Regions from separate parts of the Homo sapiens genome. Here region 1 is linked to region 2. Evidence: chromatin contacts called from ENCODE Hi-C or POLR2A ChIA-PET data. All regions are on one chromosome and are shown on one strand. Each heading gives the region's core, a stretch centred on a gene start or an enhancer-like site at or near the end of the contact. The rest is flanking DNA. Distances are from core to core; before and after follow the strand shown.

The links. A loop is a pair of places that touch in the nucleus more often than their neighbours do. ChIA-PET counts read pairs that join two places held with the same protein, here RNA polymerase II (POLR2A). Pooled maps may share reads with other maps.
Region 1: a map of heart right ventricle shows a loop between it and region 2 (2.0-fold over the local background). The contact joins two enhancer-like sites. A Hi-C loop is called at or near these places in 6 of 168 maps with a recorded cell type or tissue (Calu3, Right ventricle myocardium inferior, heart left ventricle and 3 more) and 12 of 50 pooled maps. POLR2A ChIA-PET finds 5 or more read pairs at or near these places in 4 of 52 experiments (AG04450, CD4-positive, alpha-beta T cell, activated CD4-positive, alpha-beta memory T cell and 1 more).

The regions. Positions count from the first base shown.
Region 1 is chr17:77,674,755-77,678,552 of GRCh38, forward strand. It overlaps LOC107985079 (a long non-coding RNA gene), which reads left to right. Exons shown (of 2, transcript XR_001753032.2): 2 at 2,549-3,798. Among named protein-coding and RNA genes, the nearest start is that of LINC01987, 52 kb to the right of the region's middle. Within about 2 kb of position 1,602, at least 2 of the 41 ENCODE cell types and tissues checked have a DNase peak (open chromatin) inside an H3K27ac peak, as active enhancers do; they include heart right ventricle, where a contact is called at or near this core.
Region 2 is chr17:77,539,610-77,543,439 of GRCh38, forward strand. No RefSeq gene overlaps it. Among named protein-coding and RNA genes, the nearest start is that of MIR4316, 140 kb to the left of the region's middle. Within about 2 kb of position 2,581, at least 5 of the 41 ENCODE cell types and tissues checked have a DNase peak (open chromatin) inside an H3K27ac peak, as active enhancers do; they include heart right ventricle, where a contact is called at or near this core.

The DNA of each region.
Region 1 (3,798 bases), core at 352-2,851, 130 kb after region 2:
AGATACGCTTTGATTAGATACTGAAGGCAAACTCGACCTCACATCTGCAGAAGCCTCAAACCTTCATCCTACTGCCCCTGATAGGGTGGCCAACAACCACTGCCTTGCAAAGCGGCCGACTGAGGATGCCATACCTGCAGGTCACCTTGGGAAATTACCTGTCTCATCTGTGGTTTTCTTGTCTGCGGAATGGGCATCGTTTTTCACACGTTATTGCAGGTGGTGAGGACTACATGAGATTACACGAACGCGGCTGCTTTACAGACACAGCTCTCTTAGCTTCCTTCCATGCAAGACTGGAGCAAAGGATCTGAGCTGGGTGCAGATGGGGTTTTTCCCCCTCATCTTCTGAAGATGGAAATGTGGACAGACACTTTGCTAACTCTTTATTTTACCCCTTTGAGTGCTGCCAAAGCCAGTGTTTAGCATTGCGAAAGAAACCACACGGGGCTAGTTTGCTGCGGGAGTTATAAATCTCTCTTGGAACAGATTTGAAAACTGGTGACACAGAACAATTGCCCCTGGGGTCAGCAGCTGGGCCATTTGGGGGCCAGACACCACCTTTAGGATTCCCGGTGACGCCTCCCCTCCCATCCTGGTTCCAGGTTCTGCCACCAAGGGCAGGAGAATGCTGAGGAGCATTTCTGGAACCTCTAGACTTCCGACTCCCCCGCTCTGAAGGTGCACTTTGAGGAGGGCTGGACAGTGGAGGCTCCACCTAAGTGGTCCTCTGAGGCCTGAGGTCGGGTGAATTCTGGAGTCTCCAGACCTTACCCAAGAGCCCCTGTCTGTCCTCTTTCCCCATTAGTGTCCCCAGCGGGCCTTCCTGTCCACTGCCGCGGCTCCGTGGAGACCCACCCGGCCATCTCCAACCACATTGCTCCTGCTCCAACCCCAAAGCCCAAGCCCTCCTCCCCTCCCAGCCATGGGTGCTGACACCCCCACACTGTTCCTTCTAGCCTGAACCCTGGCACTTGCCTTTCTTTGGGGCCTCAGCTCTAATCAGGTGCAAGCTTTGCTAATCCTTCCTATGAGTGACCTCTTGTGCTCCTCCTCCCTCCTTCCTCCCTCCTCCATCTGAGATTCTGCATCAGCTCCATCCTAATCTCTAACTGGCCTCTGGATGAAGGAGCCCAGGTGAGCCCCTCCATTTGCTGACCTCCCCCTCCCCGCTGTGGGCCCTGCAACCTCCTTGAGCTGGTCCCCACCCACCCACATCTTCTTCTTCACACTCCCCAGCACTCAGCACACCCCAGCCAAAGCCACGTTGTCACTAAGCCAGACCATGTCACACCCAGCCCAGGCTCCTGCCTTTTGGGTGTAATTTCACAGTTGACATCCTCTGCTTTATTTCGAGCCGAGCTGAGCTTTATTTCGAGCTGAGCTGCCCCTTCAGCTCTCAGCCAGTTTCCTGCATTTGCAGCCCTGGCTTCTGGGTACCTCACCAACCTGCCACACTCCCTGGGCCGTCCGCAAGAACCCAGCCCCGTGCCCCCTTCCTGGAATTCCTCAGGAGCATGGAGTCTGTTTCACATCGGCCACTTTCTGGCGTGTCTTAGACCAGCCGCCTGATTCCCTTTCCCGGACGGCGAGCGCCAGGAATGTGCCATCCGCATTCCACTTTATCTTGTATCTCCCTGGGCTCCCAGCCCCGCGCCGGGCGAAGAGCCGGCACTCAATCAACGCCTGCCTAATGAATTGGCTGAATAAATTAATTTGGGGTTCATTTTCCCGGCCCCCTGCTTGGATGGGGAGGCTGCCTCCCTGACCTGTGGGGTGAGGCCCCTGAGGGCGGGACAGGACTGTGCACTGCCTAGTACATTAAACCGGGTCTCAGATTCCATTAAATCGAGGGGGAGGGAGTGCCTGCCGAGGAGGCTCACCCCAGAGGCCCTGCACGCGGCTCGGGCTGTTTAAGGAGGTTAAAACGAGAGGAGAAGGCTCTACAGCTAATTGTCCTTGTGCGTTAATCACAGTGTGCTGCGGGGGCGCCTGTTAGAATGTGTTAATTTGGTAATTACCGAGGAGGGGGAGGCTGCTCTGTAACCCTCGGCCTTTGTCATTATTTTTTAACTGAAATATGAAATGGAAATGGAAAGAGTGAGAAATTCCAGCCAGGATTTAAACCCAGATAGTGGAAATTCCCATCAGTTCACGTCCTCCTCTGCCGCTGCTGGAATGCCCCACGCAGGTGTCTCGTCTTCGTTTCTGCCCAGCCTAGATGTCTTTGCCCCCTTTTGAGCTTCCGGGTCCCAACACTGAGAGGGGCTCTGTCACCTTCTGTTTCTTGGAGAGACAGGAATGGCGGCCACACTTTATGACAGATATCATAATAGCCCAAAGATTCCAGACCCCGGGGCTCAAGCCCTCCTCCTTGCAGGTCTGGCCTGTATCCCCCACGGCCTTCGTTAATGGGCTGGGGGCTCCCCACTCCCCCAGATGGAATCTTCTCATCTCCCTGCTCAGGCAAGGCTTCTTTTTGCCTGTTGCACTAACTATGGTCCTTGATTTCATCTCTCTCCTCCCTGTTTCCCCACCCCAATCACAGCTCAGATACCAAGTATGCTGGGAACAACCAAGACCCAGGGGGCCGCTTGCTGCTAGCTTATTGTTTGCGGAGTCTTAAATGTGCATAACAGCTGTGCACAGTGTTGCAGAGCCATGCACGAAGCGGACATTGCAACCAACCAGGACTGGGAATTCCATCTTCTCTGCTTTCAAGAGCTCAGGCCTGATTGGTGGTCCTACCTCCCAACTATCTCTGGAATCTCTGCTTTTCTCCTAATTCCATTGCTGCAAAGAGTCTAGATGAAGACTTTGAACTTTTGCCTGGACACCTCCAGTATCCTGATGAAGTCGTTCCCTTCAGCCAGGCTCTGTTTCCTCTGAGCCTGGGTGGAAACAAACAGAGCCTGGTCACCCAAGGACATGAGTATTGGGAACACGGACTCGGATGAAAATCCCAAAAAAAGCCAAAGTCCTCCCAGCGGCCCTCATCCTCAGTGATCAGGCCCCGTTGCTGCTCGGACCTCTCTCTCTCTGCTCCGGCCCCGCTGCCTGCTCTGCTGCACTGGGCTTGTGGGGCTGGGGTGGCTCTGGACACTGGGATATTTTTATTTAACTCCCAAGGCAATTCTAACGTGCAGCCGGGTGGACAGCCAGGATCTCCAGGAGAAGTTCACGTCCTTCTCTGCCGCATCTCTAACCCGGCCTGGGTCTATGGCCCCGGCTCCTCTCCCTCCCCTCCCCATCTTCTTCTCTCCTCCCAGCCCCCCACGCTTAAATCACATCAAACCTCAGCCCGTTCTCTTTTCACCCCTCTGTGCCTTTGCACTTGCAATCGTTCCTGCAGAAAAGAACCTCTGTTAATGTTTTGGGATTTCCTCCAGTCTGGGCAGCCTCCCGTCATCTCCTCAGTGGACACGTATCGACCCCTTCTCGTTCACTGTCTTACTTCATCTTTCAGCTCCACAGAGCAGACTGTGTTTATCTCTAATAGTCCTCGTTCTGCTGCATTTTAATCATTTGTTTACCGGCTCTAAATGTGGAAATACAGGGGCTTTGGTGCCAGCAGACCTGGGTTGGAAGGCTAAGTTCCGCCACTTATATTCTGTGGCTTTGCGTAAGTCACAAAACAGCTCTGAGCCTCAGTTTCCTCATCTGTAAACCACAAGCCTTCACTCAACCCATTTTTTATTGAGCACCTACTAAGTACCATGCAGGTCAGACCCATCTTCTCATTTAACCTTTGCAGCACCCCTGTGAGCTAACACATGGCATTTATGAATCCAAGCTGGG
Region 2 (3,830 bases), core at 1,331-3,830:
TTTTGTTTCCCTGTTTCTCTTTTCCTGACTTCTTTTAGGTTAATCATATTTTTTGGTATCCCCATTTTAATTAGTTTATTGGCATTTTAGCTGTACTTTTGCATTTTTAATAGCGGCTAACTTAGGGATTATAATATGTGATACTGTGATATAATAAACAATATATATTTGGACTTTGTTCCTGGTAGAAGAGCTTCTAAAACTTTTAGAGTTTCCTGAATGATAGGGGTGAGAGTCTTGTTAGCCTTAATAAGCCCCTTTCAACCATACCTGAGTTTCTGCTTAGGAGGTGAATCTTGGTGGGCCCCTCCTAGGTAGCAAGACAGGGTCTTGCCCTGTCCACCAAGCTGGAGTGCCGTGGTACAGTCTTGGCTCACTGCAGCCTCAACCTCCCAGGCTCAAGCAATTCTCCCGCCTCAGCCTCCAGAGTAGCTGGGACCACAGGTACATGCCACCATGCCCGGCTAATTTTAAAAAATATTTTTGTAGAGATGGGGGTCTGACTATGTTGCCCATGCTGGTCTTGAACTCCTGCCTCAAATGATCCTCCTGCCTTGGCCTCTCAAAGTGTTGGGATTACGAGCCCCCACACCCAGCCTCAAAGGTGTTTAAAGAACATCTACTTTGTGCTCAGTTTCCTCACTCCTCCATGGAAAGCCTGCAGTGGCTCTCCTTTGCCCTCAGGATACAGCCTGACTCCTTAATCTGGCTTGAAGGCTCATCCTTACCTGCAGGGCCAGGGCGGCTCCTCTCTTGCCCCTTCTGTTGTGTATTTTGCGCTCCAGTTTCTCCGAAGCACCAGGCTGGCTTTGCCATGAGCCATGTCCAATGGCTCCTTCCACCCGGACCCCTGTCCCCACTGCCATCAGCTGACTTTCCCTGTGGCACTCTGCTGACCTTTATTCACATCCTCAACACACCTGCCACCTTCTAGGTGTGGCACTTCCTGCTCCTCCAGATGGGCTTAAGTGGGCACAGCCAGAGCTCCCATGCCTCATCCTGGCAGTGACAACGTGTGGCACCTAAGGGAAGCCCTGACCCCAGTCCTGCCACCGCCTTGTTCTGGTGGGCTCTGTGAGGATGCACTGGATGAATTCACTAGTGCAGCAGTGCTTCGCCTTCCAGAGGGACCGTCGGAGCCAGCCCCGCGTTGCAGGGACCTGACGACCCTGAGGTCCAGCCTTCCCCGATGCCCAGCCCAGCTCAGTCCACTGTGTCCTCTTTGGCCTCTTCCCATCCTGGTTTCTCAGTCGTTCTCAGCCAAGCCACAGGACTGGAAGCTTTGTCGCTTTCTATAAGGACTTGCCTGTCAGGGGGAGTTAGTTCGAAAGGAACGGGGAGTGAAGACTCAATGTGAATTTCAGGTAAAAATCTCCGGGTCTGAGGAGACTGGGTCTGACAGCCAGTGCTGGCCTCGGGGACCCTGATGGAGACGTTCACACAGGTGCCCAACTGCAGGACGACCCTGCCGAGGAGGCACCTGCTGGGGCCAATTAGAATTCCTCGTTCTGGGCTGGGTTAATTTGCATAAACTCTGAGCCCCCAGGAAAAATCTTCCGCGAGGCCTCTTCCTCTTTGTTAATTGAAAAAGGCTCTTTGTCTGTCTTCAGCTGTCAGCTCACATGCGGCCTCCCCAGGCAAGCCTTTCCCAGCTCCTCAGACCAGGCAGGTCGCCCCTGCGGTCTCCGCGTCTCCTCCCCACACCTCAGCTCACCCACTCGGAATTATCTGTGAGTTTCCTTCCAGCTTCAGCGCCACAAGGACAGGGACCTTGTCTCTTCCTGTGGTGGTTGTTTCTATCATCACTAAATCCATACCTAGTGCACTAGCGCACGGTAGAGGTTGTTTGCTCAATGAATGAATGCATTTCCTTGTAGGACCCCCGGCTGCCCCGAGTGAGCCACACTCCTTACAAAGACCAGGCAACTACGTTGAAGAAATGTTGATATTTATCAAGAAACACTCTTCCAACCATTTTTAATTTTTTTTGGACGTTAAAGTATTTATTGGGTCGGGTGTGGTGGTTCACGCCTGTAATTCCAGCACTTGGGGAGGCCGAGGCGGGCGGATCACTTGAGATCAGGAGTTTGAGACCAGCCTGGCCAACATGGTGAAACCCTGTCTCTACTAAAAATACAAAAATTAGCCGGGCATGGTGGCTCGTGCCTGTAGTCCCAACTACTTGGGAGGCTGAGGGGGAGAATCGCTTGAACCCGGGAAGGGGAGGTTGCAGTGAGCCGAGATTGAGCCACTGCACTCCAGCCTGGGCGACAGAGCAAGACTCTGTCTCAAAATAAGATAAAATAAGATGTATTAGACAAAAACTGAGAGTTCTTACTTTAAATTGATTTGGAATTTTGGGTACACTTATATATTTTTTTCTAAAATAAATTGAAAGTGAATCATAGGAGAAATATTACTTTATATAAATATTATTAACTTGTTTTAAGTACTTATTAAAAACAACAACAACAAAGGCCAGGCATGGCCCCTTCCACAGAGAGCTGGTCAGCCAGCATTTTCTGCAGCTCTTACCCCAGCTGCCTCTCTTCTGGTTTCTGAGCCTCCCCACCCCCACTTAAGGAGCTTACAGCTGAGCAGGAGAGATAAGATGTTAAGTGCGTGGAAAGATTATTTTTTATTTTTGGAAAGTTGAACATTTTAAGCCAACATCCCATGAGGCTGTGGGATTAGGCTGGAGGTAGAACTTGCTTATCCCATTTGGAATTGCTGAAGCTTCCCAGAAAGGCTTACTTCTTCCTCTTTTTTTTATTTCTAAAATTCTGCAGAAATTCTTCCATGCCCAGGCTAGCCTTGGGAGAAGAGTGGATGTCAAGATGTCAATGATGTATTGGAACGATGGGTGGGAAAGAGAGCCAGGGGGAGCTTTTAAGATAACATCAGAGGAATTGGCTTTCAAGGGCGTGGTGGACGATTTTGAGGACTGGCTAATGCATTTGATCAGAAGACGGGTGGTGATGGGCTGTGTTCCTATCCTGGCTCCCGTTTCTAAAAACAGCAGGCACTCAACCAGCCCTCAGGTGTCCCCTTTGTCCCAGGAAGCTTGGCAGAAGGAGCCAGGACGTCTCCAGAGGAGCAGATGGCCCTCAAAGCTGGAGGACCATCAAGAAAGAGCCTCCCTGGTGAGGAGAAACTTAGGTTACTGATATGGGAACTCAAAAACTCTCACTTCTGTGTACCCAGGAGTTCCTATTCATCTCCCCAGGAATCTTAAGTATCTGAAGGACCCGGGGCAGTTGCACAGAGTGGCCATCGGGTGTCAGTGTGGAATTAGAAGCCCTGCCTGCGTTCCTTCGCTCAGCTGCTTGGCTTTGAGTTAGATGCTCCTGGAAGCTGGGCCCGCAGCCCCATGCAGGCTGGGAACGGGGATGGAGCCGTGAGGATTCTCCCTTAATTTAATGGCCCCGTCCACTGAGCTGAGAACATGGCTGTGATCCTCAGCTTGGGCAGTTCCTATTGTATTGAGGCTTTGGAGTGCTTATGAGCTGGGCTGAGTCACGCTGATAAAAAGTTAATTTCTATTTGCTGTGGCTCAGTAATTGGATGAACATGAAAGCAATTAAATATTAAAACATACAAACAAATAACTAAGTCACTGTAATTAGCCAAAGTTTGATCACTGTCATATTTATTTAGGAAGAGGTGATATGTCTCAGCAGGTGACATTTTAAATACCCCGGGCCTCTCTGGTGTTGTCTTTGGAGAATGCTGAATAATGTACAGAGAATTTAATTAAACCCTGTTGTAAATCAGCCATGATGACAGGGAAATGACAGCCACATGTTGAAATGAGAATTAGTCCACAGCAA